Regions from separate parts of the Homo sapiens genome. Here region 1 is linked to region 2. A link is a loop called in an ENCODE intact Hi-C map of the cell type or tissue named here. Cell type or tissue: endothelial cell of umbilical vein. All regions are shown on one strand. Each heading gives the region's core, and the rest is flanking DNA. Links, peaks and the distances in the headings are about the cores only. Region 1 overlaps RGS12 (regulator of G protein signaling 12). Region 2 overlaps RGS12 (regulator of G protein signaling 12).

Region 1 (16,053 bases), core at 7,369-15,368, 49 kb after region 2:
GCCAGCGCAGGGGAGGGGGCTGTGGGGCCTGCACAGGGTAGGGGGCAGGGGTTGGCATAGGGGAGAGGGTGAGCGGGGCCAGTGCAGGGGAGGGGGCTGTGGAGTTGGCACAGGGGAGAGGGCGAGCGGGGCCAGTGCAGGGGAGGGGGCTGTGGGGTTGGCATAGGGGAGAGGGCGAGTGGGGCCAGTGCAGGGGAGGGGGCTGTGGGGTTGGCATAGGGGAGAGGGCGAGTGGGGCCAGTGCAGGGGAGGGGGCTGTGGGGTTGGCATAGGGGAGAGGGCGAGTGGGGCCAGTGCAGGGGAGGGGGCTGTGGGGTTGGCATAGGGGAGAGGGCGAGCGGGGCCAGTGCAGGGGAGGGGGTGAGTGGGGCTTGTGCAGGAGAGAGGGCAGGCGGGGCTGGCCCAGGGGAGGGGGAGGCTTTGGAGTTAGTACACAAAAGAGAATTGGTCTGGGCCCCCTGGTCCCTCCTTGGTGCCCTGATCTGGCGCCCTTCCCTCCAGGCACAAAACAGGAAGCCAGGGCAGTAGGCGCCTGTGCTCTGCCCGGCAAAATGGAGGCTGCAGGCTCGGTCATTTGGGCTGGTTCTGCAGTTCCTTGCGTGCAGGGAATCGGGCGGTCGACAGAGCTCTTTCCAACGTGTTGCCTTGGTCATGACAGTCCTGCCCTGGGGAAGCTGGGTCCGGCCAGCAGCCTTCGGAGATGGGCTCGTCGCCCGGCCCCCACCTCATCCTGACGCGCAGGAGCCGGCCCTCCTTAGAGCCCTTGTTGAGAACCGTGCGTGAGGAAGGTTACTCAGACCCAGGAGGGTGGGTCCTGTTTGTAGCTGTCCCCAGGGACAGGCAGAGGCGTGGCCTTGGGGCCTGCAGGTGCAGGTGCCGTAGGGAGGTGTGTCTTGGAAAGAGCTTTCTGGAAACCCACCTGCAGATGTTCTAGGTAGAGAGCTCACTTTGTGAGGAGCCACTTCAGGTGACATTGGGCTGCCCCTCTGCCTTTCAGGTTGTTGGCCCTGATGATGTCACGCAGGGAGCACGTGGCTCACTTGTCCCCACCCAGGGAGACCTGGGCCATGGGTCCCAGTCAGAAGCAAGCGCTGAGGCCATTAGTCCTGGAGCTCCAACTCTTGCTCCCCTCCCCAACTCCTCACAGAGCAGAGACCCTTCCCCGAGCCCACCCTTTGCTCTAGGGAAAGCCTTACGCTGGGCCCTGACACCCACCCAGGCAGGTGGGGCAGGCACAGCATGTGTAACCCAGCAGGGCGGCCAGCAGCTTTGCCCCGGCTGACCCTCTGTGCCCAGGGCCTGCTGGGCCTCGGGGCTTGTTTGTGTACAGGCAAGTCCTGTGGTGGAGCTTGGCGCTCAGCGTTTTTGTAGGGCTGTATGTGGGGCAGGAGCGCGACTCCTCCAGTCACATTTGGGCCACAGAAATGGGCTTGAGGCCGTTAGTGCCAGCAGAGGCCAGCCTGTGGCCCTGGCATGGGGCAAAGGCTGTATTTGAAAATATGTCATGGACTGGCACAGTGGCTCATGCCTGTAATCCCAGCACTTTTGGAGGCCAAGGTGGGTGGATCACCTGAGGTCAGGAGTTCGAAACCAGCCTGGCCAGCATGGTGAAACCTCGTTTCTACTAAAAATACAAAAATTAGCTGGGTGTGGTGGCACATGCCTGTAATCCCAGCTACATGGGAGGCTGAGGCAGGAGAATTGCTTGAACCCAGGATGCGGGGGTTGCAGTGAGCCGAGATCGTGCCACTGCACTCCAGCCTGGGAGACAGAGTGAGACTCTGTCTCAAAAAAAGAAAAAAAAGAAAGAAAAGAGAAAGAAAATATGTCATAAATGTAAGACTCTGACTTTCTAGAGAATATTTATGCCAAATAGTATATGAAATGAGCTTTTCAATTTCAACATCACTCCTCCAGCAAGTCCCTAGTTAGATGTACGGAGCCCGGCTGTGTGCGTGGAGGACGGGCCCTCTCTCCTGTCCCATGGGGACTCCCCTCAGGGCTGTGCGTGGTGAATAAGGGCAGCAGATGCCTTGTGGCTTCTCTACAGCTTTGCTCTCAGAGACAGTAGGAGCAGGTTGTCTATGAAACATTCAGATGGATTTGCGAGTCCCTGAAGTCATAAAGCTTTCTTATGTTTAGCATCCGCAGATAAACAGAAAGGTGTGCCAGTGAAACAGAACACAGCTGTAAATTCCAGCTCCAGAAACCACTCGGCTACGGTAATTCCCCACCCTGGCCCACCCTGTGCCCTGCTCCTCTCGCTGTGGCCCCCGCCTGCCCTGCGCAGTGCCCTGGTGCTTCCTTACCGCCTGCTTATCACTGTGTGTCTCCCCCACGCTCCTTGGCGGGGTCTCTCTCGTCCCTGCCGATGCCCAGCTCCCTCTTACCTGTGAAGGACTGGCTTTCTTTTCTTCTGAGGTGGGAGTGGTTGTGCCTTAAATGCTATTCTTGTTTGTAATCCTTATCATTGCAATGGTTTTTCTGCAATGCATGTAAATTCTGTATCAATGCAATCTATTTCATAGAGCCTTCTACTCTCTAACTAATGAATGATGTATTGTCGTGTATTGAAATGAAAGTAGAACTTTGACTTTCCTTCTAATGCAGGGAGAGGAAAGAACACTAGGCAAGTCTAATTCTATTAAAATAAAAGGAGAAAATGGAAAAAATGCTAGGGATCCCCGGCTTTCAAAGAGAGAAGAATCTATTGCAAAGATTGGGAAAAAAAAATATCAGAAAATTAATTTGGACGAAGCAGAGGGTATGTGAACTTTTTAAAACTTCCACGTTTTTAGTAAATGCACAGTTAGTTTCCAGTATAGTCAGTAGATCTGCTTTGAGCTGTCAGCATCTGGGTGACTGCGGTCCGTCCCTGTGGCCTGGAAGACATGTTTCTCCCGGGGGCAGTCTGTGGGCTGTTGGGATCACTCCACCGAAACCCCAGTTTTGAGACTGAGTGCCAGGCCTCCTAGGGCATCAGGGGCAGCCGATGTGAGCAGCACTGTCTGCCCTGAGATGCCAGAGGCCCCCGCAGGCTCTGCCTCCCTCTCACCCCAGCTCCTCCCTATGGCCCCACCACTGGCTTGTGCCAGGGTCCCCAGCGTGACTGGAGGCACAGTTAGCATTAGAGAGTCCACCCTAGGCAGAGCTGGGCACCCAGGTGAGGGGAGGTGGAGCACACTGGTCTGGAAGGACCGTGGGCTTGCTGAGCTCTCTTGGCTGCGGGGGTCAGTGAGGAAGGTCAGCCTGCACACCCCTGGCCTCCAGGAGAGACAACAGGCACACTGGAAGACTGAGATGGAGAGATGAGTCCTTTCTTGAAGCTCCTTTTTCTCCAGAAGTTTATAACAAGGAGAAGCATTGAAAACAGAGTCAAAACCAGCAGCTGTCACCGTGACCTGAATTTTCATCCAGGGCGTACTTGCCAGTCCACCTGGCGTGTCACGGCTTTGTCACAGCTGGCTGTGGAGTCTGACCTCACGGTAAAACTAAAACACACCTCCAGCCTTTGTTGGCCACCGAGCACAAGTAAATCACACGCCCTCTTTGAAGCTTGTATGTTTCTGAGAACCAGTGAAGTCAGAGATTTGAGGTTCCTTGTAGTTGTTAAAAACTCCGAGTATAATTCCAATGCTAGAGAAAGCCCAGTTTAGACGCCATCTACCTCGAATGGTGGCCTTGGGGCCTGCTACACTAGAAAACCCAGCCCAGGTAAGAAAAGGAGAGTTCTGGAGGAGCCAGCCAAGAAGCTGGAGGCACCTGCAGGCCCCCACAGTGGCTGGGCAGTGGGAGGCCCAGGGGCACCCGTCCTGGCCCCTCGGGGCTGTGGAGCTTCAGTGCGGAGAGGGAGAGCACGTGTTGCCCCCCTCTGCCCTAGGCCTGGGAGGACCACCCTCTGCCCAGAGGCAGTGACCCCGAGAGGCAGGCGTGGATTTGAGGGTGCCCCTTCCCAGACCACCCGTCTCAGGGCCTTCCTCTACCACCCCTCCTCGGGTTCATTCTGCTCCCGACTTTGAGGACTGCAGCTGCAGCTGGGACCCGGGCGGGTGCTTCAGATGCTGACCAACCGGAGGAGGGGGCCAGTCCTCAGAGGGCCCCAAGTGTTAAATTGAAAGCCCAGGCCAGAGAGTCCCACAGTTTCCTACTCAGACGGCATCAGCGCGTAACCGTGTTGAGTCAAGCGTCTCGTTTGTTCAAGTCTGGACCTCACACAGCGTGGTTTTTAGGGAGTACACAGCTTTTTCAGACTCCTGAAGACAGAGTATGCTAGAAGCCCCAGGGCTGTCCCTTCCGCTGTCTGTGGGAAGATAGTGTGGACGGAAAAGGGCTCTTGTTGACCCACAGCTGATAGGGTGTTAGGACAGCCCAGGATGAGAGCTTTCTAGAATGTTCTGCGGTGACAGTCATTAATGTGAAACTCTCTAAAACACGGTCACTCTGGGTTTTCTTCCAATAGAGTTTTTTGAGCTTATTTCCAAAGCTCAGAGCAACAGAGCAGATGACCAACGTGGGCTGCTAAGGAAGGAAGACCTGGTGTTGCCAGAGTTCCTCCGTTTACCTCCTGGTTCCACAGAACTCACCCTCCCCACTCCAGCTGCTGTGGCCAAGGGCTTTAGCAAGAGAAGCGCCACAGGCAACGGCCGGGAGAGCGCCTCCCAGCCTGGCGAGCAGTGGGAGCCAGTCCAGGAGAGCAGCGACAGCCCGTCCACCAGCCCGGGCTCAGCCTCCAGCCCCCCTGGACCTCCTGGGACGACCCCCCCCGGGCAGAAGTCTCCCAGCGGGCCCTTCTGCACTCCCCAGTCCCCCGTCTCCCTCGCGCAGGAGGGCACCGCCCAGATCTGGAAGAGGCAGTCTCAGGAAGTGGAGGCCGGGGGCATCCAGACGGTGGAGGATGAGCACGTGGCCGAGCTGACCCTGATGGGGGAGGGGGACATCAGCAGCCCCAACAGCACCTTGCTGCCGCCGCCCTCCACCCCCCAGGAAGTGCCAGGACCTTCCAGACCAGGTACCTCCAGGTTCTGATCCCTCCACCTTGGCCCCGTAAGCGTGGTCTGCTCAGCTTCCAGTCAGAAAGGACAGTGGGCCCCCGGCTGCCACTGTTTGCTGGTGGTCTCCGTGACCCCCTCCTCACCTGCTGGTTGGGGGCTTCCTTGGCCCTCTTGGAAAGGAGGGGCTCGTGTGGCCCCAGGCCAGTGTCTGTCAGGATGGTCCCCCCGAGGCGCTCTGGGCAGGCATCCTGGTGTCCTGAGAGGCTCTTGCAGGAATGATACGTGGCAGTGCCTGCAGCGAGGTCTGGGAACACCCTGGGTGAGGCCTGGGGGTTTCCGAAAATGGAGGCATTCCTTTCCAAATCTGGACAGCGATCGTTTTTAGTGTTTCTGTCTCAAGACTGGAAAACAATAGCATTTGTCTTGAGTGAGGAAGTGAAGCCCGCTGTGTTCATAGCAGGAGAGGGCTCCCAGACACAGGCCCGTCCTCGGAAGAGCCTTGAGAGTGCAGCTCGGACCCACCGGCGGCCCCCGTAGCAGGTGGTGTGGGTGCTCGGGAGTGGAGGTGACGTCAGCAGCGCTCTCTGACCGCGGGTGTCACGGGCATTTCTCAAAGGAAGCAGGGGATTCAGTGAGTGTGAAGGTGAACAGGATGGCCTGGCAGCAGGGATGTTTCCGTGAGCCACAAATACCAGAAACTGAGGCGAGGCTCCCAGCAGCCGGTAGGGAAAGGTGTTTCCAGGGGTCCGAGGGCCGTGGCCTGCGTGGCCATCCCCTGGAGAGAGGAGCCGCTCAGGGTGCGCGTCATGGAGTGTGCTCAGGGGTGCGTGGACACCTCTGCTGTGGTTTGCTGCTGGGGGCGATGGGAGCGCCTCTCCGTCCTGTGCCCTGGTCCAGGATGCTGACAGCAGTGAGAGGCCTGCCGTGAGGTTTGGTCTTGTCAGACCTGTAGCCTGGACCTCGCCGGGGGACCAGGGAGTGCACGTCTGTAGATCTGTACATATCTGGGCCTTTGGAGGCCACGTGTGGCATGGGAGGGGCTACCTGGTCCCTTTCACAGCCAGGACACGCCTGGATGAGAAAGCCTGAGGTGCCTGGCATGCCCACCGGTGCCACTCTGCAGCCTCCACCCCTGGCCTGAGTCCCCCTCCATCCGTCTTGGTGGACACCTGTGTGGCTCTCACCTGCGTTTTGAGTCTGTTCTTCCAGGAGTAATAAATTCTGGACATCATCACTGGACTGGCTTACAACTTTTCTTTCTCATTTGAAACTTTGTTTCCACTTTAGAAAATAATAAAAGTATTTTAATCTAGGGGAAATATCACACATTTTTAGGAGATTAAGTGGATTTACCGTAATCTACTGGCTTTTAAAAATATACCATCCACTGAACAAAACTCTTGAGCACCTGGTGTGCTCCCAGCAGCACAGCTGTGCGGCGGGACAGCAGAAGAGCTGGTGGCCCGGTGGCGGGTGCTGAGATGAGCTGGCCTGCTGGCCTTCGGGCTGCAGTCCCGCACCCACACCCCGGCCCTGCAGCCCTGGGGCTGTGGCTGGCTCTGCGCACAGGTGTGGCGTGTGTCAGGCTGCCTGGGAGGGCCAGACAGACCCACGTGGGGGGTCAGTTCTCCTGCCTGCCAAGGGCCATTAGCACAGAGGTGGTTTACAGCGCAGGCCCAGCTGAGCGCCCCGGCTGACATCCCTGACTTGTTTGTGGCAGGAGGGTGGGTGGTACCGGCCTTGGGAGGAGCAGGTCCCCCTGCGCTCTGGTGGCTGCCCCGACTGCCACTGGCCAGAACTGGTTCCCCGCCCCGCTGGCTCCTCAGCCCCTGGGCAGGTGGGTACCCTGGATCCTTGGCTCTTGGGCTGTCTCCTAGGAGGAGACCCAGTGAGTGGGAGAAGGAGGTGGGAGTGGCTTTGGCCATAGGTCGTAGGTGTGTGTCCTCCACGTGCCTGTCCGTGGCGACACAGGACAACTGCTGAGGACCTGCCCAGTCTTCCTGTGATGTTGGCTCAAGCCTGCTGGGGGGCGTTGGGACAGAAACTGCTCTGTGCAGCTTGCTTCTGGAACCCCCACTCTAATGGGATTCTCTGTATTGGAGAGTTCACCTGCCCATGGCGGCAAAGGAAACAGGCTGTGAATGCCGTGGTGGCCTGATGGAACCTCTTTCACATCTGTGGGCCGGGGCGAGCCTGGACTGAGTGCTGACCTGTCCGTTTTCAGGGTTTAGGAGCTTGGGGGTCATCCCGGGTCACGCTCTCCGACGTTGACAGTTGCTGTGGGATGCTTCCTCACAATGTGGCAGCCGCCCTGGACCCAGCGTCCGGGGTGAGAAACACAACAGGAGGTGTAGCCAAGCCCACGGGCTCCCGCCCTCCCCATTGCCATGGTGGGCAGCATGCCGGCTACGCGTGGGGGCTGCCAGCAACAGCCTTGAGGTAGGGGGAGTCTCCACAGAGCTGTGCCACACCACTTTGCCCTTCCAGCCTCAGTGCCATGCACTGTGCCACCCTGTCCTAGCCCCAGTGCCACATGCCACACCACCCCATCCTAGCCCCAGCACCACGTGCCATGCCACCCTGTCCTAGCCCCAATGCCACATGCCACACCACCCCATCCTAGCCCCAGCACCACGTGCCATGCCACCCTGTCCTAGCCCCAGTGCCACATGCCACACCACCCCATCCTAGCCCCAGCACCACGTGCCATGCCACCCTGTTCCAGCCCCTGCGCCACGTGGTGCTCCACCACGCCCTTCTAGCCTCAGCGTCATGCACCGCACCGCCCCATGCTTCTAGCCCCAGCGCCACACGCCACGCGGCACTCCACCCCGTCTGTCTAGCCCCAGCACCACGCACCGAGACCGAGACCATGCACCATGCAGGCTGGCCGGTGCCCCCATGCATGTCTGGTCCCGGGAGGCATGTGGGTGGGTCTCCTTTCCCTTTGGCCACTTGCTGCCAGGCCACCCAGTCTAATGGCCCTGAGCCTTAGCTGTCTGACACACACAACAGAGGCCTCAAGCGGGAGAAGTGTCAGGCCCCTCGTGAGGCTCCAGGGCACGCTGGCAGAGGTGTGCATGTGTCCACACAGTGCTGTGTGTATGAGGCCGTTCTCATGTTGCTATGAAGAAATACCCAAGACTAGGTAATTTATAAAGAAAAGAGGTGTAATTGACCCACAGTTCTGCATGGCTGGGGAAGCCTCAGGAAACTTACAGTCATGGCAGAAGGCACCTCTTCACAGGGCAGCAGGAGAGAGTACGAGAACCGGCAGAGGAAATGCCAGACGCTTATAAAACCATCAGCTCTCCTGAGACTCACTATCATGAGAACAGCATGGGGGGACCTGCCCCCATGATCCAGTCACCTCTACCTGGTCCCACCCTTGATACCGGGGGATTATCACAATTCACGGTGAGGTTTGGGTGGGGACACGGAGCCAAACCATATCAGTGTGTCAGGCAGATATACCCATGTGCGTGCATGCCTGGTGTGTGTTCGTGTGGCATGTGTCGGTGTGTGCACCTGCCATGTGTCTGCATGGCACGTTTTGTGCATATCTGTGTCTCGACACAGGGACCCTCCAAAATGCTCACCTTCTGTTCTCGTGGGGAGGGAGCAGCTGTCCCTCCAGCACTGCTGTGTCCCGCCTTTAGCAGTCATCTTCCACCCCTGCACAGAAGCAGACGTCTGCGCTTTGTGTTTTCACAAAGGAGAGAGGCATTCAAAAGGTCGCGTGCACCCACACCCGAGTTTCCAATGCACAGTGCTCCTTCTGTACGCGCCATCTTAAAACGGGTTCTTACGGTTGTGTTGGTAATAATTCCCAATTGCTTTCTTAACCAGATCTGCTTCGTTTCCAACAAAAAGCCCGGGAGCTGGGTGGTCTCACTGCTGCCCTGCTGGCTGCAAGGCGACAGTCAGGGGTCCTGGCTGGGGGCTGGAGGCCAGTGGCTCCTCCCAGCCCCTTTGGTAAGGCTGAGTACCCAGCCCCATGGCCTGACTGAGCTCCTGGTGCAGACATCCCAAGAGGATGGACTCCACCTGCCGGCAGGGAGATGCTAGGCACCACCCCAGGAGGGGTCCCCGCATAGCTCTCCTGGGGCTGGGGTCCCCTGGGGCAGCTCACTGGGCGGGCTCAGGGGTCACTCAACCTGGAGGCCCCAGTGTCACAGCTGCCAGTATCCCCTAGGAACACTTTTGGGCCCAGTGGCTGCCCTCAGGGCCCCCGGAGCTCAGCTACCTGCCAGATGTGCGATGTTTGCCTGCCGGGGCTTCTGCAGCCTGGAAGTGAGGTCACGCCCCTCACCCTGGGGGTGAAAGTACCCCCCATGGCATGGCCATTGTGTTGTACCGGGTGAGGATGCAGCCCCACCTGGCTCCTGCTCTGTCCAAGAGAGGCCTCCTCGGCAGCTCCCGTGCCCCGCCCTCCGCAGGAGCAGATGCAGCTTAGACCCCCTCACTCTGATGTGGATTGAGACCGCTGGTTTTCTTGGGGACACAGCCCCAGGAGCCTGCCACTGGTCTCAGGCCTGCAAAGCTGCTGAGGGCATCTGCTAGGTGCCTCTCCAAAGCCCCCTCTCCCCAGAGCCCCCTCTCCCTAGAGCCCCCTCTCTCCAGAGCCCCGTCTCCCCAGAGCCCTGTCTCCCCCCAGCATCTCCTGGCTCCTGCCCAGCTCCGTGGCTCCCCAGGGGATTCCTGAACTGACCAGCTGGCCTCGGCCCTCCTCCACAGCCCCCAGCCTGGTTGTGACACGTGGTCCTCCCGGATCCCACCAGAAGCCACCCTAGGTTGCTCCCCCTCCTCCCCTGAAGTGTCTGCCTTCCACCTGAAGTTCCAGCCAGGTCTTGCAGAGTGGAAGTCTCAGGCCTGCAAGTGACTGTGACCTGGCCTACCCCCATGTTCCCTCCAGGACTGGCCACCTGTGCCCATCTCAGCCCGCACTGCTGGAGCTCCGGCTTGAAGCCCCTCCCTGGGGTCTGCCACATGCACTCCTGTGCCCTCAGTCACCCCCACTCCCCTATTCCCCACTCCCCTATTCCCCACTCACCACACTGTGCACCCTGCTGGGCGCTGTCCACTCCCTCGCCAATGCCCAGCAAATATTTGAGGAGCTCTATCCCAGCCCCAGCCCATCACACACAGTCATGATCCTGGCTGGGGACCCACACGGACAGGGGGACCTTGGGGGGGTCACACTCTGGAACTAAGGTTCTGGGGGTGCTCTCGTTCCCATGGGGGCCCATCAGCAGGAGTGCACAGGCCTTAGCAGGAGCCCGTGGGGTGCGCTGTGGTGGGAAGGCTGGGAAGGGAAGGGGCCTTGGGAGCCACAGTGGATTGTAGGGTCCCCGCCTCTGGCTCCCCTCGCTCCCCCCTTCCTGCCGTGTTCTCAGTGTGAGCCGGCTCAGCCTTGCCTGGGTGTCCTTGTGCCCTGCGAGCTTCCAAGGGGCGCTGGGGAGGCTTCACAGAGGAGGTGGCTGCGCTTGGCAGCACAGATGATGTGGAGCATGGAGGCAGAGGCTGAGCAAAGTGCCTGGGGGACGGGGTCCCTCGGGGGGCAGGAAGGGCGGGCAGTGGGAGAGGTGCCAGGCCTGGGTCTCGAAGGAGAGCCTGGGAGAGTTCAGGCCATGCCCCTGCCCCGGCCAGGCCAGTGCAGCCCCTGCTCCCGCTGTGCCTGCCAGGGTTCCTGACTCAGCTTTGAGGACCAGGGTGGGGCGGGGTCCTGCCCCAGGCCTAGGCCAGAGCAGCTGGCAGTGGCTGGCACAGAGACATTCATGGACAAGTGTCTGGGAGGCCTGGGGGCGACCGGCAGCCGGTGAGGGGCCTGCGCATGTGGAAAGAGGGGCCTTCCTGCTGCATCTTGTGGGGCCTCCAGCAGGACCCCCTCCTGGGAAGGCTGGACAGCACAGTCGGAGCCGGCAGGACCAGCCAGCCGAGGGCAGGGAGCCGTGGGGCGCCGGGGAGAGGTTCACAGGTGGCCCAAGCGGCAGGGAACAAGATCCCAGTGTGGCCTCAGGTCTGGATGTTTGGAGATGTGGCACCAGGAGTGAGACCAGGAGGCCAGGCCCCTCTGGAGGTGGTGCAGGCTCTGCTGGGTCCTCTGTGTTGCCATCCCTGCCAGGGAAATGCTGGGCAAGAAGGTGCTCCCCGGGCAGGCCCTGGCATGTAGGTGGTGAGGCAGCGTGCTGCTCAGGGCGGGGCCAGGCAGCTGAGTCACAGGCCTGGGGCTGGCTGCCCTGCACAGGAGGGCGAGGCTGGCTCCCGTAGGCAGGAAGGGCCTGGCTGTGGCCCCCTCCTTGTGATGTGGACATCCTTGGTCCATACAGAGCTGTCCTGTCTCCAGAAACAAGTGTTTCTCCATCCTGAGCACACTAGCTTCCTGGGGCCCTCAGGGGCCTGTCCTCCCATCTGTCCATGTGGGGCTGGCGGGGTAGAGCCGGGCTTCTGGACATGTGTGGTGTTGCAGGCCCCTTCAGAGCCCTATGAACACTCCAGGCAAATGCCCAAATGCCCACGGTATTGACCGGCGAGAGGGGGCAAACCCCTGCCTCTCCCCACACGATATCTCCCAGCCCTGCAGCCTGGCATCTGGAGCCATGCGGACCTGGTGACAAGAAGGAGATGGGCAGAACTGTCCCCTTGTCCCCTGGGGGCAGGGCTAGCTCCTAGCCCTGGCAGAACCTAGTAGGACACTTGTTGAATGAGCAGAGGCCTGACTGGGAGAAGTTTCTAGTCTCAGCTGCTCCACATGGACCCCTGGGCCTCCAGATGGCATCTCCACCGGGCCTGGCTGAGTAAGACACACAGGCCCCACACAGCTCCCACATGCTGGCTGGGCTGCTGCGTCGAGGCCAGGATGAGGGCCTCTGGGGCCACTGCTGGGACCTGTTCAAGAGAACGGGCTGGGCACGCTCAAGAGGGGAGTCACACCTTCCGCCCGCAGCCCGGACTTGTTCACAGATGCCTCATGGAGGCTGCTTCCGGAAGCTTGGACTGAGGGTGAGGAGGGGCACGCTGGGATTGGGGACCTTGGTGGCCACGGAGCCGCTGGGGCAGCAAGGACCCTGCGGCCATTTCAGGGACCTCAGAACTGTAGATCGAGGAGGGTCTTCACCTTCCCAGGCCTTCGATTCACCTGTGGAGGGCAGCAGTTGGTAGCAGGGACCCCCTGTCCCTGGTTCTCATGTGCCGGGGGCTGGCTCTTCCTGCCTCCTGTCTGCTGTGGGCCCAGGCCTGGGGCTCCTGCCACCCCATAGGCGCCTCAAGGCCTCCACCCTGGCATGGACATGACTGTCTCAGGGCCTCAGCCCCAGGCTCACTGAGGAAGGGAGCTCCTGGACCCCTGCCTAGGAGACACGCTAGGTACGCAGGAACCTGCCCCCGAAGCCTGCTCCTCTGGGTCGGCAACGTCACCCCCACCGCACAGATGGGGGGGTGGGGTCACTGGGCGGGTCGGCAACGTCACCCCCACCGTACAGATGGGGGGGTGGGGTCAGTGGGCGGGAAGGGCTGGGCTCTCCCAGCACGGGGGCTTCACTGCCCCTTCCCAGGCCCTGGGGTCCTGCCATGGAGCTCCGGGCGGCACATGAACCCAGCCATTCTGCGTGCACCGTTCACTTTCCTTGGCCCCAGCCTTCGTTGGCCCCTGGGGACTCCACCCTGGCATAGACACAACTGTGTCTTCCAGGGGTCCACGTGGAGGTCACCAGATGTGGCAGGGCAGTGACGCCCTGGGTAGGGAGGCCTCCCGGGGGTGCTGGCAAGGAGATGGCCTGCCCATGTTGGGTCTAGAAGCTTCCAAGGCCGGTTCAGGCAGCCGGGATCTCCTGGGGCTGGAGTGGGCATTGGAGCCAGAAGTGGGGCAAGAGTCACTGACCAGCCGGAAAGAGGGGCCTCAGTAGGGGGGCCAGGGATGGAGGGGGAGGGGACACGACCGGGAGGCCCAGAGCAGGGTGTGTACGGTGAAGACGGTGCTGAGGCAGCGAGGCAGGTGGGCGAGCAGGTGGCCAGCCTGGCAGGGTGGGATGGGGCAGCAGACACAGGGCTCAGGGCCCGTTCCACCAGGCCAAGAGGGTCCAGCCTATCTGGAACTGAACCCTAGTGCTCAGCCCCCTGGGGGTGGCCCTTGAGGATGGGCCCTGGGCCTGGGGGGGCCCCTGAGGACGCCCCCAGGAGGAATTAGGGGGGCAGTTGGGGCGGGGGCTCTGCCGGGGGCCCAGCTCTGTTCCTGAGCTGCAGTGGGGAAGCAGGGTGGTAGGGTTTCTGAGTGGGTCGGCTCCCCCACTTGGTGGCAGGTGTTATGTGGAGGGCTCTGGGAACACTGCACCTCCCCTGGGCGTACCTGCCCCAGCCTGGAGGCCCACAGCGGGACGCCAGCTGCCTCTGGGATGTGTTTGGGATATTTCAGGGACCCCTACCATGCTGTCTGTGCAGGGGCCTTCGGGGTAGGGGGTGGGTTCCGGGGGCCCAGGGCCGGGCCAGGCAAGTGACAGCTTCTCTTCTCCTTGTGACAGGAAGTGGGACCCATGGCAGCCGAGACCTCCCAGTCAACAGAATCATCGATGTGGATCTTGTAACTGGCTCGGCGCCCGGGCGGGATGGTGGCATAGCGGGGGCACAGGCTGGCCCTGGGAGGTCGCAGGCCAGTGGTGGGCCTCCTACATCAGACCTCCCTGGCTTGGGCCCCGTCCCGGGTGAGCCTGCTAAGCCCAAGACCAGCGCTCACCACGCCACCTTCGTCTGAGCTGCCCTGGCCTGGCCAACTCTCCTGTGGACATGTCGGGGTGGGGCAGCCCAGGTGGATTCTGTGGGCCTCAGGGGGGCCACCCTGGCCACCACACCCTCAGGAGCCCAGCCAGGAGGGCAGGGGGTGACCTCGCTGGAGGCACTGGCCCCGGACATTCGCCATGCTGGCCATGGGGCTCCCTGGCCCTGGCCTCCTGCTGCCCAATAAAGCATTTCTGAGGACCCAAGCGTCGGCCTGGTGCTGGGTGCTGGGGACACAGACTCCTCGTTCTCGGGGACTCCGAGCACATCCCCAGGAGGTCATGCAGGAAACAGAGGGGCCTGAGGAGGAGAAGTGCCCCAGGGTAAGGTCAAGGGGGCTTTGAGGAGAGGGAAGCTTGGCTCCTGGGGCCTGAGGGCCAGGACCAGATGGCAGAGACTGGCTCTCGCCGTCACGTGGGGACCCTGCCCCAGCCTTGTTTAGCAGGGTGGTCTGAGGGCCTTTCTGGGGAGGGACCATGTAAACTGCAACTGGACGGCAGAGGAAGTCTAGAAAGAGCCCTGGGCCTGTGCCAAGGCCCTGGGGCTAAGGAGGGTCTGATTACAGAAAGGGAACCAGGTGTGGCTGCAGGGGAGGCCGGGGCCTTGGGGGCTGGGTTGAGTCGGAAGAGGCAGGGCCATTCCCCAGGTTGCCTTGATGGAACCCCTAAAGCCAAGTACCCTCGGTACAGGGTGGTTGGTGAGCTCCTCAGACCATCCTAGAGGCCCGAGAGCACAGCCAGTCCCCTGGGGCTGTTCTAGAAGCTTCCAGGGAGTGGATGCACCCCACTTAGTGGTGCTCTAGGAAGGGGGCTGGGGGAGGGGTCGGAATGGAAGATGAAGCCCAGTGCCAGCTGTGTGTACCACCCACCACAAGCCCGCATCCATCCTGCTCCCAGCACCCACCATGCCTCCACATTCACCGTGCCCCCAGGGCCCACCATGACCTCCCCCCCAACCCCCAACCCCCCATTCACCGTGCCCCCAGCACCCACCATGCCTCCACATTCACCGTGCCCCCAGGGCCCACCATGACCTCCCCCCCAACCCCCAACCCCCCATTCACCGTGCCCCAGGGCCCACCATGACCTCCCCCCCAACCCCCAACCCCCCATTCACCGTGCCCCCAGGGCCCACCACGCCTCCATGTGCACTGTGCCCCCTGGGGCCCACGGTGTCAAGCTGGGTGGTCAGTGGGTGTCCATTCTCTCTCCCTCTGCACAGACAGGCAAATGGGGGGCAGAGAGAGGGGTTTTAGGGGATACAGGGAGGCAGCTTCAGCCCTCGCTGGTCTCCAGGCCACAGTGGTTCACTCACCCCTCCTCCCACCTCGGCAGCCCTGGGATGTCGCTGCTGACTCAGGAGGAACCCGAGGTGCCGTAGCGGCTGCTCCAATATTGCAGAAGAGGTTCCTCAGGCAGCTCTGCCCACAGCCCCAAGTCACGAATTCCGTGACTCCAGCTCCATCCCAGGCCCCAGGGTACCTGGCCCAGGGTTGTGCTGCCGCAGACTTGGCCTGTACCATCCAGGCGGCGGTGGGGAGCTGGGGTTGGAAAGGCTTCTTGGAGTGGACTCCTGGGTCTGTCTGGGAGACGGGGAGGAAGGGACACTCTGAACATCACCAGGGGCTGCTGGGGGGCCCTGGCCACCCCCAGAGTCAGAACAGGCAGGTGGGGCAGGATCTCAGGTCATCCTATGCTACACTCAGCCATTGCGTGGCCCCTCTCCTCCCTGTGCCTGGCCTTTTGGCCAGCCCTGGGGCCACCGAGAGGATGCAGCACCGAACCCTCCAGGAGCCCCCAGTGCTGCCGTCTGTGGGACAGGGACAATCCCATCCCCACTGCTACTGTCTGTGCTGTGCTGGGCACAGAGCTGGACACCTCCAAGGCCCAGCGCCCGTAGTGGCTCTCATCATGGACAATTCACAGGCAGATGGTGGCCAGCTCTGTGGCCTGCAGGGACTGGGAGCGGCGCCAGACCATCTAGGCCCCAACCTATCTGCATTATCCTGGAAGACTTCCTGGAGGAGGCTTCTAAGCTGAGGCCCAAGGACCATGTCAGGTCTAGGACTAGGACCAGTGCAGGCCGAGGCCAGAGAGACAGCTGGGCTTCCAGGTAGGGTCAAAGTGAGGTGGGCAGCAGGTGTGGGGGCCAGGGGACTCGGGGACTTCCTCTCCGGCTGGGCCCGCCTGACGTGGGAGGCAGCCAGGGTTAATCATTTCCACGAAGCCTTGACCCCACCTGCCTTGGCCGCTCTGCTCCCGCCTCCCACTGCCCCTCAGGCCAGCTCAGGAGC
Region 2 (16,053 bases), core at 4,656-12,655:
CTAAGTGAGGTGGTGGAGGTACATGTTAATTCACTTGATTGTGATAATCATATTACAGTGTATACATATATTAAAATATCATATCACATACATTAAATAAAAATTTAATATTACCTGTTGTATTAGTCTGTTCTCGTGCTGCTATGAAGAAATACTTGAGACTGGGTAATTTTTAAAGGAAAGAGGTTTGATTAACTCACAGTTTCACATGGCTGGGGAGGCCTCAGGGAACTTACAATCATGATAGAAGGGGAAGCAACCATGTCCTTCTTCATATGGCAGTAGGAGAGAGAAGTGCCAAGCAAAAGGGGGAAAGCCCCTTATAAAACCGTCAGCTGTCATGAGAACTCACTCACTATCACCAGGGGGTAACTGCCCCCATGATTCAATTACCTCCCACTGACTCCCTCCCATGACACATGGGGATTATGGGAACTACAATTCAAGATTAGGTTTGGGTGGTGACATAGCGAAACTGCATCGTTCCACCCCTGACCCCTCCAAAATCTCATATCCTCACATTTTGAAACACAATCATGCCCTTCCAACAGTTCCCCCAAAGTCTTAACTCATTCTAGCATTAACTCAAAAGTCCAAGTCCAAAGTCTTATCTGAGACAAGGCAAGTCCCTTCTGTCTATGAGCCTATAAAATCAAAAGCAAGTTAGTTGCTTCCAGGATACAATCGGATTACAGGTATTGGGTCTATATCCCCATTCCAAATGGGAGAAATTGGCCATAACAAAGGGGCTGCAGGCCCCATGCAAGTCCAAAATGCAATAGGGCAGTCATTAAACCAAAATGATCTCCTTTGACTCCCATGTCCCACATCCAGGGCATGCTGATGCAAGAGGTGGGCTCCCACGGCCTTGGGCATCTCTGCCTCTTTGGCTTTGCAGGGTACACTTCCCCTCCAAGCTGCTTTCACGGGTTGGCATTGAGCGTCTGCAGCTTTTCCAGGTGCATGATGCAAGCTGTTGGTGGATCTACCATTTTGAGGTGTGGAGGAGGGTGGCCCTCTTCTCCCAGCTCCACTAGGCAGTGTCCCAGTGGGGACTCTGTGTGGGGACTCTAACCCCACATTTCCCTTTCACACTGCCCTAGCAGAGGTTCTGCACGAGGGCCCCACCCCTGCAGCTAACTTCTACTTGGACATCCAGGCATTTCCATGCATCCTCTGAAATCTAGGCAGAGGTTCCCAAACCTCAATTCTTGACTTCTTTGCCCAATACCACATGTAAGCTGCCAAGGCTTGAGGCTTTCACCCTCTGAAGCAATGGCCTGAGCTCTACGTTAGCCCCTTTTATCCATGGCTGGAGCTGAAGCAGCTGGGATTCAGGGCACCATGTCCTGAGGTTGCATAGAGCAGGGAGGCCTTGGGTCCAGCCCAGGAAACAATTTTTCCCTCCTCGGCCTCCAGGCCTGTGATGAGAGGGGCTGCCCCAAAGGTCTCTGATGTGCCCTGGAGACATTTTCATCATTGTCTCAGTGATTAACATTTGGCTCCTTATTACTTATGCAAATTTATGCAGCAGGCTTGAATTTCTCCCCAGAAAATTTTTTCTTCTTTTCTGTCACATCGTCAGGCTGCAAATTTTTCAAACTTTTATGTTCTGCTTCCTCTTGAATGCTTTGCTGCTTAGAAATTTCTTCTGCATGACACCCTAAATCATCTCTCTTACGTTCAAAGTTCCGCAGATATCTAGGGCAGGGACAAAGTGCCATCAGTCTCTTTGCTAAAGCATAGCAGGAGTGACCATTACTCTACTTCCCAACAAGTTCCTCATCTCTGTCTGAGACCATCTCAGCCTGGACTTCGTTGTCCATATCACTGTCAGCATTTTGGTCAAAGCCATTCAACAGATCTCTAGGAAGTTCAAACTTTCACACATATTTCTGTCTTCTTCTGAGCCCTCCAAACAGTTCCAACCTCTGCCTGTTACCCAGTTCCAAAGTCACTTGCACATTTTCAGATATCTTTACGGCAGCACCCTACTTCTGGTAGCAATTTACTATATTAGTCCGTTATCATGCTGCTGTGAAGAAATACCTGGGACTGGGTAATTTATAAAGGAAATGGGTTTAATTGACTCACAGTTCCACATGGCTAGGGAGGCCTCCGGGAACTTACAATCATGGCAGAAGGGAAAGCAAACACGTCCTTCTTCACATGGTGGCAGTAGAGAGAAGTGCTGAGCAAAAGAGGGACTAACCCCTTATAAAACCGTCAGATCTTGTGAGAACTCACTATCACAACAGCATGAGGGTAACTGTTCCCATGATTCAGTTACCTCCCAACTGGGTGCCTCCCACAACACGGGATTATTGGAACTACAAGATGAGATTTCGGTGGGGACACAACAAAACCATATCACCTGGACATCAAACTGCTGTCCTCCAAGTTTTCATACTTTCAGAGAAATTGGTCATGACTTTTCCTGACAAGATTACTTAATTTGCAAAGAGATCATTTATAATTACCATGAATCTTACTGCTTTTGTTTAATGAATATACCTGGGAGTGAGAGAGCTGTGCACTGTGTAAACTGGGGTCCAGCCACCTGTATGTGAAGGCCAGAGGCTTCCCTGCCAGCACCCAGCACCACTTTGTACACCACAAAGTTTTATTTGTCAAAAAATAGTCGTAACGTCACCGTTCAAGGGCGGTTGACTGCTGTTAGCTTTGGATATTGTTCCTTTGTGGCTAGTTACGTCTTTTCAGTATTTAAGAGTGTATTTTCACAGATCTTACATTTTAAAGAAAATTTTACATATTTGTGATTATACCATGATATCATTTTGCATTATTTTTTCCACTTGCATTGATGACATAACTTCTAAAAGTTCTTGTCAGAGATATAATGTCCCTTTTTGAAATGAAGAAAGGAACCGCAAGGTGCCCTCTCCTTCCCTGCCCTTCCTGATGCTGAGACAAGCCCTCAGTCCCTCTGCCTCCTCCTCAGCTCCACTCCTGAGCACAGACAAGCCCAGCCGTGGCCTGGAAGCGACACTGATGATTAGTATATCTGTGCTGAGTGCCGACTGGATGCTGTGCTGAGCCACTGTGGTGGGTGTCTTGATTCCTGTGACCACCTTGGGAGATCAACATCATGGGATCCACTGAAAAGTCTTGCTGGCTTGCATTAGTCCTGCTCACAGCACCATTTGTAGGTGACGGTCTTCAGGAGTTCTCCACAGTCGTTTTTGAATCTCAGATCCTGAGGAGACCACCTCAGTTCTCTGCTGCTCTCTCTCTCTCCTCCTTATTTTCTCTGCCCATCCCTCTGTACTGTGGTCAGTGTAATTGTTTTCAGTTCCATCTTCCAGTTCCCAAATCCTCTCTTCAACTGCCTAATCTCTGTTTAGCCTTCCTATTGAATCTTTAACTTCACTTACTGTATTTTCACTGTCGGACATTCCATATGGTTCTGTTTCCGACCTGCACTGTGCTCGTGTTCTGCTTCAGCCTTTGTTTCTCGACAGCTTCACAGATGGTTACTCAACGCTCTGCATTAGATTGTTCCCATGTCTGAGACTCTGCTCATTGTTGTCTCTGCTGATACCCACTCATGCTGGGCTTCTCCTTGGGTTTTTCATAGTGAACTCATATTCGAGTGGGCTCACTATCTGGAACTCCTGAGGGCCCCTGTTGGGCTGTTTTCTTTCTGGAAGGATTTGCATTAATATATGTGGCTTCCAGGAGTGTTGCACCTAGGACAACACTACTCCCCGAGGGCCATGGCTGAGCTGGATGGAGGATCTCAGGTTGAGGGGACAACCGTGCTGTGGCTGAGGCTCACTGCGGGCTACCCGGCCCTAGTGGCATTGGCATTTTCTAACTGCTTCCCCCTCTGTTCCTTCCTCGTCTCTTTTCAGGGATTTCCCTTTACTCTTTTTGGAGTAGCGGTATATTAAAAAGCATGTTTGGGTGGGGCATGGAGGCTCACACCTGTAATCCTAGCACTTTGAGAGGTCAAGGTGGGAGGATTGCTTGAGGCCAGGAATTCAAGACCAGCCTGGGCAACAGAATGAGACCCCATCTCTACAAAAAATACACAAAGTAGCTGAGCATGTTGGTGAACTCCTGGATCCCAGCTACTTAGGAGGCTGACATGGGAGGATTGCTCAAACCCAGGAGGATTGAGGCTGCAATGAGCCATCATTATGCCACTGTACTCTATCCTGGTGACAGAGCGAGACTGTCAAAAAAAAAAAGTATGTGTATCTCTCTACTGTCTTTAAAATAATTTTTTCCATAAATTTAAAGCTGTTTGAAAAGGTAAAGTTTACTTTTAAAACAGCTCTACACTTTACCTGCATCCGTGCACTGTCTTAGAGCCTCCCAGAGGCTCTGGTCTAGCCCTACGTGCCCGCAGCCTGTGCCCATCACAGGAGCAGCGATGGCCCATGCCCATATTCTTTGGCCTCTCAGTGGGCATCACACACTCCCTGGCCACCTTCTCCTTCAGTCTGTTTGGCCTCTGGGACACTCCTCTCTCCTGGTTCTCAAGTTTCAGCTAATTTGGGGGATGTAAATGCTGCGTGTATAGAGGTTTTCTAGAGCACTTTGTTCGGCCTGCCAGATTCTGAGAATTGAATTTTACTCATGAGCGTGACATGAAGTGAAACACCTCCTTCATATTTATGAAGTTTACATTTTATGATTTATCTTTCAGATCTTATTGACAGCATTTCTGATTTTGTGTATGGCCTTGTGGATTTTCTTCTCATAATCTCAAAGGTATAGATTGCCTGTGATATTATTTATTTATTTTAAGACGGAGTCTCACTCTCTCACCCAGGCTGGAGTGTAGTGGCACGATCTCGGCTCATTGCAACCTCTACCTCCCGGGTTCAAGCGATTCTCCTGCCTCAGCCTCCCGAGTAGCTGGGATTATAGGCATCTGCTTCCACGCTCGGCTAATTTTTATATTTTAGTAGAGACGAGGTCTCTTCATGTTGACCAGGCTGGTCTCGAACTCCTGACCTCAGGTGATCCACTCACCTCGGCTTCCCAAAGTGCTGGGATTACAGGTGTGAGCCACTGCGCCCAGCCTTCCTGTGATATTATTTAGATTGCGACATGATTGTGGATGATTTATTGCGGGCATGGAAGGAATGACAGCCTTCCAAAATGTGTATGTCAGCATCTGTGACGTGGCTGCCCCAGAGCCTCTGATAAAAACCAGTTCCTGCGGCTGAGGGCCAAGGGCCACATGGTGGCTTCAGGGGTGTGTGCTCTTTCCCCTTCCTGGCCAATGAGAGGACAGTGAAGAGATGGATGCAGGCTGCTGTGTGTTTTCACTACTGGGAAGTGGGTTGGGGGGCAGGACCCTCCGAAGCTGGCCCCAGGTGGTCTCACACAGTGCCTGTCAGGGGGCTTACTTTGGGTGCCAGAGGACAGACTCTGCGGGGGAGGAGGATGCGCATAGCTGGTGTAGGTCGCAGGGCCAGGGCTGGCAGTGGACCCCGGATGGCCAGGCTGCGTCGGGGCATGGTTGCCCTTGCCGGCAGGCTGGGAGGCAGGGCTGGGGCCCTGTGCCGAGGTTGGGGTGGTCAGACAGGATGTGCAGAATTCCAGTGGGTGTACCGCTCGTGTTAAAACCCATACAGTGTGTGTCCCGGAGGGCCACACGGTAGGGGCAGCAGCTGGAAGCCCTGGCTCCTTTTCCTTGGTCCCCTCCCCCTTGGGAGGTTCCTCTGGGCCTCACTTGTTTGGACTTTGGCGTGGGGGGGTCTTAAAGCCCCAGTGACCTCCACTTCTCGGGAGTGGCCAGGAGGTACCAGGTTGCCCATCACGGCAGCACCTTCTCGTTCGCTCCCCTGGCCCTGGCAGCCCTCGCCTTGGCAGAGAGGAGGACAGAAGTGGGTCCTTGCCAGGCCGTCTGGGAGGTCCCCGCAGGAAGGGGTTCCTGCCTAGATAGCAGCAGAGTGCCTGCCCAGGGATCAGATCAAACACGGGTTTGTCCAGCCTCTGGAGCTCCATTCTGCTCACCCCCTCTCACTTCCTGGCATCCGTGTCCCCTGGTGAGCCAGCCTCTTCTGATTCCTCTCCTTCCTGGGCTGAGTCCTGGGCTTGTCCCGTACCTGCCTGACGGCTCTGCGCCCTGGGCCCTTCCTGCCAGTGCAGTGCCAGGTCGCCCTGATCAGGGCTCCCGTTGGGGCCGCCGTGGCTTCCTGTTCTTTTCGGCTTCCTCCTGGCTCAGCTGACTGTCTCGAGTTCTCGGCCTCCTCCTGGTCACGCTGGCCTTCCGGTACCGCCTGCCACCCCTCCTTCATAACTTGACTTGTCTGTTCTTGTCCCTGGTGCCTTTAAGCCAGCCACCCTGCTCTCCTCCAGCCCCTTCCACTGTTCCAAGCCCCTTCCTCGGAGGCGTCTCCCCAACCCTCCTGCTGGTGGCCGCTCTTGCACTGCTTGGGTGGGCGGGCACCAGATCCGGGGCTTGGCTCTGGGCTTGACTCCTCTGCTGCCACCCTGAGTGGTCATTGCGCCTCTCTAGGCCCCGTTCCACTCCTGTGGGAGGGCAGTGATGCTGGAGAGCGTGAGGGGCGGCGAGTATGGCCCTGGGTGGCGTCATGGCACACAGGCACTGAGTGGACTGTTGGTGGCTGCCCCCGAGTGTGGTCCTGGGTGGCGTCACGGCACGTGGGCACTGAGTGGGCTGTTGGTGGCTGCCCCCAGTGTGTGTGTCACTTACAGGGCATGATGCTACTGAAGTTTGTGAAGTTGGTTTCATTGACGCTGTTACTAAGACTGTAATGTCAGACATGTTGGGATCTGTTCTTTTCACATGAAAAGGATGACTTCCTCTTGTTGGGTGTCACCTAGTTTGGGCGGAGTGGGAGCCGTGACTCTTGACTCATTGGGCCGTCTGGCTTTCCCGGGACACCTCCACCTGGAGAGTGCCTCTGAGAACCTCCCAGAGTCTGCCCCTTGTGTTCCTCAGATGGACTTTTCGTTTCCTGGAGTTTTGTCATGAGGCTTAATTAACTCATGTCTCTCTCTCTTTTCTTTCAGTCTGCAACTGTGTCTGATGGCGGTAAGTCACAATTTCTGATGTATATATTTTTTATTTTTCATAAAGTTTTCAAATTGTGAAAGTGTATTTGCCATTTGATGCCCTCAGGAAGGACGGGTTGTTTGCCTTTCCCTGTCTCCTTGTGGGCGGGTTCTAGGTGAGTTAATTCTGGGGGCGCTTTCTGTGACACCCAGGTGGCCTCGGCGTGTGTTTTGGAAGCTGTTTGTTAAGAGAACTGCCATGGCCCTGAACACCAGTGTGATAGAGCGCTGTGTGTCTGAGGAGTGCACCCACCCGCCTGCCTGTGTCTGACAAGTTAAAACGTGTTTTTGCTCTTCCCTTGTTGTATAACCAGCTTTTAAACCAGCAAGTTAAGATTTCAAAGTGCTTTCTGAATTTGAGCAATTCAGGAAATTTGGGTGAGACCCAGAATTTTCTCAAGAAAAGTATAATAGACGAATTGAGAGTGTGGGATGAAGAGGAATCAAAAACTTACTTTCTGTGTTTAAAGAATTTTGTGCACAGGGATTCTTTTCATGGACTGATTGAAAAGGAAGTAGGCAGGAATGTCTTATTTCACTGAAGATTTCTCTGATGTCATCCTTATCATTTTGGTTCAATGATTTAAAAAAACCTCTCCAAAGTAAGGAGAGTTCCTCCGAAATATTCCTCTTTTCTTCTAACACTCCTGACAGTCCGCAGGCTCTCGGGTTTCATCGTCACCTCACGCTTTTGTCCCCACTTCTGTCCCTGAGAGCTGGAATAGGTGCACCTGGCATCGCTGTGGGCCAGGGATGGGCTGAGGCACAGGCTGTGCTGCAGAAGCTGCCCAGGGGCCGGTGGGTTTGAGGTGCCACTGTATTTGTGCGTTAAAGAGAAACCAAATGTCGTTCTCTCACTTTCTGTGGTCCTGCAGCTGCTGGCCTCAGTCCTCGGCCTCGGAAAGGGCTGCTGTCCCCAGGTAGGCAGACAGAGCTCAGAGCCCTCGCAGGCCAGCCACTCTGTAGGAAGGCCAGGAGGACCCCAGGTGGGCAGACAGAGCTCAGAGCCCTTGTGGGCCAGCGGCTCTGTAGGAGGAGGAGCATATCTTGGGTTACACACGCACTGGCACCTGAAGCCGAGACCAGAGGGATCCCGACACTCGTGTGGTGGAGATGTATTTTGTAGAATAAAAGGAATTCTATTTCCTATTTTATGTACAATGAAAATCATGTCATTTAATCAGTCTTAAGGTGGAGGGAGGATAAACTTCCTTAATGAAAAGAAACAGGACCCGGAACCAAATCCAGGATAAAGTGACCGGTGTTTTGAATGATCTGTTCATGCTTTCTCTTTCTGCCGTGTTCTCACTTCTCCTTTCTGGCAGAAGACATTCATTTCTTGCAGGCAATTTATACATGAAAGATTTGCCTAATATGTTTAGTTTCACCATATATAATAAGTTTTATTTGCCTCCAAAAGATTGCTTCTGTCAGCAATAGATGCAGGAACCCAGAGTTGTGTTATGTGTCCATTTTACAGTTGTTTAAAAACCTGCACCTCCCAAGGGTGGGAAGTCTCTAGCTCCTCGCCGTGCTGGCTCTGTGTGTCCCTCTGAGGAAGTGTGTCCTGGCTCCTCGCCACGCTGGCTCTGTGTGTCCCTCTGAGGAAGTGTATCCTGGCCACGCAGAGATCCCCTGGTGCTAGGGCTTTCCACCCCCTGCTCCTCCTTCTTTTCCCAGTGTCAGACCCTGGGGCCACTGGGACAGGCCCGTCCCTCCATGGAGAGCCCCAGTCACAGAGGAGGAGACGGGAGGGAGGAGGAGACGGGAGGGAGGAGGAGACGGGAGGGAGGAGGAGACGGGAGGGAGGAGACAGTCATCAGCACACCCTGAATTTCAGGAACCGCAGTGGGCGGGCTGGATGTTTATTTAGTTCCTTTTTGTGTTTTTGTTATTTTTCCATCTTCAGTTTCTTTGCTTATAAGAGTAAAAAGAGCCAGTTATCTTGTTTAATGTGCACATGAGCTCTAGATCGGTGTCACATTCTGCCGTTGTTAGATGTAGGGCACCGAGGCAGAGTGGGGAGATCCAGCAGCTCACAGTAGTCTGCAGGTGAGATGGCCAGACTCAGGCCTGCAGGGGAAAGCCCTGGCTGAGAGGCCCCTCCACCCTGGCTCCCACCCACCCCCCAGCCCTGGGCCTCCACACGCCCAGCCCCATGGTCCTGGAGAGTCCCCCGCTCCAGCCCTGGACCCTCCAGCGCCTGCAGCCCCTGCTGCCCCTTCTGGTGCCTCAGGCAGAAAGAGGCCCCCTCCCCCACACCCTGCCCTCCACGGCAGTGACAGGAGCCTGGGCGGGGTCGGGGTGGGGGGGTGGTCCCAGGGAAACTCTGGCTGTGTTTCCACACAGAGATCTTTTTATAGGCTGTGGTCAGTGGGAGACTCAGTGCACTGAGGTGGGCCTGGGAACTCCAGCACCCCAGTGTTTTTATGGGAAAAATGCTCCCCGAGTTCCAAGGAGGGACTGAGGAGTTGGCTTGGGGAGCAATCTGCTCAGCTGGGCTGTCTCTGCCTGGTCATCCTGTCTAGTTTTGGTGATTAATAGATCACTCACTTAGAAATATTTTGTGTTCAACGAGCCGTGCCAGTGAGAGAGTTCGTGTTCATGCCACGGTTTCATTCTGTGACGCGTATCGTGCTTTTATAGCTTAGGCTCTCGCTGGAGAGTTTTAGTTTTGTGGCTCGGTTTTAAGGAAGTTGGACTATGCTATTTTGGCAATCTTTGTCAAGTTGGAGTGTGTTTTTTCACTTTTTCAGAAGAAAGGGGCTGATAATGGCCACCCGTTTGTAGCCAAAGAGTGCCCTCGGGAAAAAGGGTTACAGCTGGTCTCTGGGGGGCACGGCAGGGCTGTGGGTGGGGGCAGGGAGCAGATTCCAGCTGGAGAGAAGGAAGCACATTCTAGCATTATAGAGAGGCTTAGCAGGGGAATGGTCTGCCTTGTGGGAAGTTATTCAGACAGAAGTGTGAGGTCGAGCTGGAGGGAGATGGGGCGTTGTGAAGAAATGAGAAAAGGAAGATGCCCGGTTGCTCCTGGAAAAAGGAACCTCTCACCTCTCCTGGTCTGGCTCTGCACAGAGCTGGAGCCGCGGCCGCACAGAAGCCCGTTCTTGTGGCTTCCTCCGTTGGTCAAGCTCTGTGCCAAGAGGCCTGCCAGAATCCCCTCACCCACTGCAGCCTCCACAGGTGGATGTTCCCGCTGTGACCACCTCACCTTCTGAAGTCGGGGTGTGGAGACTATCGGGGAGCTCCCAGAGCGCCCACCTCCTCCTGCGTACGGCGTCTGTGCCAGCAGGAAAGCCGGGGAACTGTGCGGCTCTGGCTTTGGGGGACGGTGGCAGGTCCACATGACACCCCACATACATGACCCCGGTGCTCCAGCTGCTTCTCAAACACTCCGTTCTCGCAGCCTCACCCTGGGGACCCCCGACACGTACTAGTCGCAGTCCTCCATCCCCATGTCCTCCTCATGCCTTGTGCCTCAGCTCTGCCCTGACCCCACTCTGTCCACTCAGCTGCCCCCCTACTCGTCCTCCATGCAGACCTCAGTCTTGGCCCTGTCTCTGCAGCCATCCTCCCGCTCCCTTCTCCTGAACGCTGGTGGTTGCCCCCACAGCAGCAGCAGTGATCTGCCCAGCCCCTGCACTGGACCCCTCCACCAGCTCAGAGCCCCTGTTCCCCCAACCATCCTGCGTCCCACCCTGGTCTCCAATGGTGCCTCAGGCACATGCGGTTTCCCTCTTCCCTTCCTGACCACCTGCCCCCATCCTGAGCGATGGCCACTGTCAATTTCCTGCCCGTGCTAGGGGCAGCTTCCATCATTTTAATTATTCATCTGTGTTGGTGCTTTTGTCCCCCCAGCTGGTGTGACCTCCACGTGGCAGGTCAGAGTTGTCCCGGCACCCGGCACAGCGGCTGGCACGAGAGCTGTCTGTTGAGTGAATGATCGGGTGTTCAGCAGACATCAGCCAGAGCGTCAGGGCGAGGCTTGGGCGGGGACAGTGGCTTTCAGTGATTTTCCTTTTAGTCGTGAAACCTTCTCAAAAAGCACACACAAGCACAGAAGCAGAAACTCCTGTGTGACTGGTGTTGCGGGGTGGACCCACTGCCGCCGCCTCCTCCTGGGCTGCTCTGCGCGCCTGCCAGGCTCTTCCAGTGCCTTCACCCAACACGCGGGCCTTTGGAGCTCAGACCTGGCCATGGCGGAAGATTCGGGCTCCACCTGCAGCTCCACAGCTGACAGGCCGATCTCTTGGGGCAAGTCACTTTCTCTCTCCTAGCCTTGTGTCTTCATCTCGCCGGTCCTTGTTAGCGAACAGGCACTGAGGCCTGGGGAGCTGTCACAAACGGCTGCCTGATGGGGGAGGGTTACCGTAATTGCCGGATTAACTTGGGGGACTTTAAACTGCATTCCTCTTTAAAATATAAAGTATAATTGTTGATATTTTTGGCAAATGCCAAAATTTGTATTCTATACAATTTTGAAAGAGAAAGGGAAAAGCTTGAGAGTAGAACCATCAGTACTTACATAGAATTAGTTGATAAATTTACATTTTCCTCATCAGAAAAACAGTGCAGCCTAATTGCACATTTTCCAAAAATGTTTGCTAAATAGCAGAAACAGAATGTTAATTTGTAATGCGCTATTGTGGGAGTGGTTGTTTTAACCAGAACCCTTTACTTGATTTAATATGTCACATTCTTTTGGTTTGCTTTTGGACTTCAAAATGATGCTCAGAATCACACAGTGTATTTGTAGGGTGTGGAATACCGTATTAGTATTTGTAAACAGGAGTCAGACTGGAGATTTTCAGTTTTGGAAGTGTGGAGACTTGATTTCTGCCAGGATGCCTTCCGATGTACTTGTTTCTTTCCAATTCTACAAGATATTTGGAGAGTTTTTATTACTAGTTTTTAATATTGTGAAATTATTTTTTCAAGCAAACAAATTCAAAGGTAATAAAACCACTAACTGCATACCTATCTTCCAGAGTTAACGTGTGCTAGCCAGGGGGCCTGTGCCTGAGAATTGACTCAGGGCTGGGGTGACCACAGAAGCCCTTGGTGCCCCTGCGGCTGCATCCCCTCCCCAGAGGCCACACTTGGAAGCAGGCGCCACCCCTTCCCACTCCAAGGGAGTTTCTTAGTTAGATTCTTGGGGAAAAGATAAAACAAACGAAGAACTCCTCTCATGCAACCCTAGGCGTGAGAAGCAGTGTCCGCCCTGTTTGGTGGTCTGGAGGCCATGTCAGAGAGGGCTGCCTGGCGTGTTTGGGGGCCTCGTCAGAGAGGGCTGCCTGGGGTGTTTGGGGGCCTCACCAGAGAGGGCTGCCTGGGGTGTTTGGGGGCGTCAGAGAGGGCTGCCTGGGTGCTCCAGGGAAGCTCCTCCTGCTCAGCTTCTCGGTCTGGGAGGATGTTCACCTGCAAAACTCCACCAAGCCATATGCTCATAATCTGTGCACTTTTCTGTATATCTTAATAGTTTACTAAAATAATTAATATTTTAAATTTCTGGAACTTTTAACCTAAGGACTTTCAAAATGGTCTGAAAATGTTAATAGATTTGCTCTCAGGAGAGTATGTATGAAGTTTGCAGAAAGAAAGCATTATGTAGATTGGATTGAAAATCAGATTGGCCAAAATGATTTAAGGAAAAGGTCTAGAAGTAGATCCTGAGTGTGGGGAGAGCTCAAGGGCTTTTCTCAGGGACAGGACCTGTGCAGTTTTATGCAGTTGAGGAAGATCCTTCCCCTACCCCCAGGCTAGATAGACTGTGGGAAGAGATCCCCTCTGGGCATACCACCTAACAGAAAGCTTTTAAGACTTTCTCCTTATTGTCGGTTTTCAGCAATTTGATTATGATGAGTCTCAGGTTGGTTTTTCTGTGTCTGTTGTGTTTGGGATTTGTTGGGGTTCAGGTATTTTTTTCATTGTTTCCCACTTTTGAGACTCTAATTATGCAAGCATGTTAGGCCACCTGGTTTTCCCTTCAGCTCATGGAGGCCGTTTCATGTTCAGGCTTCTGTGTCGCCTGCATGCTTGCCATTTCATTGTTTCTCTTGCTCTATCCTGCAGTTCACTGATCTGTCATTTTAGTGTCAGATATACAGCTCATTCCCTCCTGTGAGGGAATTCCTGCCGATCAGCCTGTCATCTCAGAGACTGTGTTTTCATCTTTAGCAGTTCCTTCTATTTTTTTCATTTCTTTCTACTGATTCTCTTCACGCTTTGCTTTAAAACCCCAAAAATGTTGGCTGGGTGCAGTGGTTCATGCCTGTAATCCCAGCACTTTGGGAGGCTGAGGTGGGCGGATCAGCTGAGGTCAGGAGTTCAAGACCACCCCGGCCAACATGGTGAAACCCCGTGTCTAATAAAAATATAAAAATAGCTGGGCATGGTGGCAGATGCCTGTAATCCCAGCTACTCGGGAGGCTGAGGCAGGAGAATCTCTTGAACTCAGGAGGCAGAGGTTGTAGTGAGCTGAGATGGTGCCACTGCACTCCAGCCTGGGGGCAGAGTGAGACTGTCTCAAAACAAAAACAAAAAACCCCAAAATGTTTGTATATTTATAAGACATGTAAAGCCCTTAGATGCCAGTGCTATCATCTCTGTCTTTCTGGGTCCCTTTATTGACTGACTTTTCTCCTGGTTATGGGTTACATTTTTCTGAGTATTCATTTGTCTGGCAGTTCTTGACTGAGTGCTGAATTTTGTTGCCTTCCTTTAAAAAATACAGAGGTTTGTAAAGCTACATTTGGGGACTCCTCTAAAAGCTGGGGATTCACCCAGAACTGGCTGGAACTCGGGAACCCCCTGACCCTGTGTGAGTTCTGGCAGCTGTTCCCGCCGCAGCCCCCGGCTGATCTTTGCCTGCCTCGTGGGGTCTCGGCTGTGCATGCACAGCTTAGAACTCAGCCACAGGTGGAGGCTCCTGTGAGGTCCCTGGGCACTTTCCCTGCTAGGTCTCTCCTGCACCTGCAGCTCCAGCCACCCTGGCCTTCCCCGATTCTGACCTGTCTCCTCAGCTCTGGACGGTGGTTCTACCTGGGCCCCACCTTGTGCTGTGGTTCATGGAGTGCCTCTGGGCTGACAGCTCTGGGTGGTCACAGGGCTCACCTTATTAATTTTTTCATCAGGAATTACACCCCTTCTGGTGACTGTGGTCCAATTTTGGGAACTGTTGCTTCGCATATTTTGCTTTTCTTTTTTCTGTCTTTTCCCGCAGGTTCTGATGCTCTGCGTATTTTGTCTACTATTCTACTGTCTGGCAGGAGGGGAAGGCCTGTCCCAGGTGCTCTCCCACGGCAGATAGAGTTCTGTGATATAATTTTTTTCACCTTACTTGTGGGATGTGGTCTGTAAAGTTCAGAACAAAACTCAGGTCATGACGGCACCTTGTACAAAGAGCTTCACTGATTTCCCAAAAGCTGCCTCACAACCCAGAAAGAGCAGGTTCTCCTCTCCCCAGGCCCGTCCCTGGAGCATCTGAGGCCAGCACCATGCTGGGTCTATGGGGAAATGGCTGGAATTTGGGGAGGAAGCTGCCCAGCCCAGGTTGGACTTGGCCTGGCTGGCTCCCTAGGTGAAGTGCAGAGACCAAGCCTCTGCCCGGCCCTCAGAGCACCTGCGACTGACCCTTCCTGCCGGCATCTCTCTGAACGTGGTGCCCTTCCACGGCATTTCATCCGTCTGCTCCTTCAGCACATCTTTTTTTTTTTTCTTTTTTGAGACAGAGTCTCGCTCTGTCACCCAGGCTAGAGTACAGTGGTGCAATCTTGACTCACTACAACCTCTGCCTCTTGGGTTCAAGTGATTCTTGTGCCTCAGTCTCTCAAGTAGCTGGTATTGCAGATGTACACCACCACGCCTGGCTAATTTTTGTATTTTTAGTAGAGATGGTGTTTCACCATGTTGCCCAGGCTGGTCTCGAACTCCTGACCTCAGGTGATAGACCCACCTTGGCCTCCCAAAGTGGTGGGATTACAGGCGTGAGCTACCATGCTCAGCCGAATATGTGAAATGTAAATAACAAATCTAGAAAGGAATGTAGGTAACAAATATCTAATGAGAATACTCTATTAGGAATTGCATTTTATATTAAATGATACTGATGTAGAAAGGTGGCTCTATTCTGCTCACATTTCGTGACACTATTTAAACACTTCAGATGCATTTTTGTTGCAATTGTTTTTCAAGTAATGAAAACTTTTTATTGAAGAATAGCTTACACGCTGAAAGGTACATACATGATCAATAAGCAATTTGAGAGATTTTCACAGAATGAACACATGTGTGTTATCAGCACTCAGACCAAGAGACAGAACATTACCAGCAGCCCAAGCGCCCCTGCAGGCCCTCAGTCACCAGCTCCGGAAGGGACCTCTCACCCGACGGCTGTTGCCTGTTTTCAAACTTAAAAAAAAAAGAAGACTGACTGGGCACAGTGGTTCACATCTGTAATCCCAGCACTTTGGGAGGCCGAGACAGGTGGATTCCTTGAGGCCAAGAGTTCAAGACCAGCCTGGCCAATATGGCAAAACCCCGTCTCTACCAAAAATACAAAAAAACAAAACAAAACAAAAAAAAACATTAGCTGGATGTGGTGGCGCATGCCTGTAATCCCAGCTACTAGGGTAGCTGAGGCAGGAGAATCTCTTGAACCTGGGAGGTGAAGGTTATAGTAGGCAGAGGTTGCAGTGAGCAGAGTTTGCGCCACTGCACTCCAGCCTGGGTAACAGAGTGAGAGTCCATCTAAAAAAAAAAAAAAAGACTCAACGCAGCGTATGCTGTTTAGTGTCTAGCTTCCTTTATTTAACATAGGATGGTGCATTTTGCTCCTGTGAGTCTATCAGGAGCTGTTTACTCTCCTAGCTGTGGACTGTCCATGGTGCAAATATGGCATCGTTCCTCCATTCTTCTCTTGATGACATCGTGTTGGTTCTGACTTTTGGCCGTTACAGATGGTGCCATATAACATGCTTGTACAGGTCTTTTGGG

What was found. Peaks named below come from ENCODE experiments on the same cell type or tissue, not always from the same donor. Only the 100,000 strongest peaks of a DNase experiment are listed, where the experiment ranks them.
Region 1: it touches region 2 in a loop (2.4-fold over the local background); 6 of 110 quality-filtered maps call a loop at or near these places.

What each region holds. Positions count from the first base shown.
Region 1 is chr4:3,425,948-3,442,000 of GRCh38, forward strand. It overlaps RGS12 (regulator of G protein signaling 12), which reads left to right. Exons shown (of 18, transcript NM_001394154.1): 15 at 2,143-2,222; 16 at 2,611-2,764; 17 at 4,460-5,008; 18 at 13,508-13,966. The coding sequence ends at 13,737. HGFAC (HGF activator) reads left to right here and starts at 16,021. Exons shown (of 14, transcript NM_001528.4): 1 at 16,021-16,053. RefSeq lists enhancers at 7,121-7,622, 7,623-8,122, 8,498-9,396, 9,397-10,295, 10,841-11,341. In endothelial cell of umbilical vein, for the core only: no CTCF peak of the experiment used is centred there; a DNase peak (open chromatin) is centred at 11,194; H3K27ac peaks cover 624 bases.
Region 2 is chr4:3,379,399-3,395,451 of GRCh38, forward strand. RGS12 (regulator of G protein signaling 12) reads left to right here. Exons shown (of 18, transcript NM_001394154.1): 4 at 7,018-7,039. Among named protein-coding and RNA genes, the nearest start is that of HGFAC, 55 kb to the right of the region's middle. RefSeq lists enhancers at 6,186-6,265, 8,562-8,831, 9,522-9,671. In endothelial cell of umbilical vein, for the core only: no CTCF peak of the experiment used is centred there; a DNase peak (open chromatin) is centred at 8,683; H3K27ac peaks cover 2,233 bases.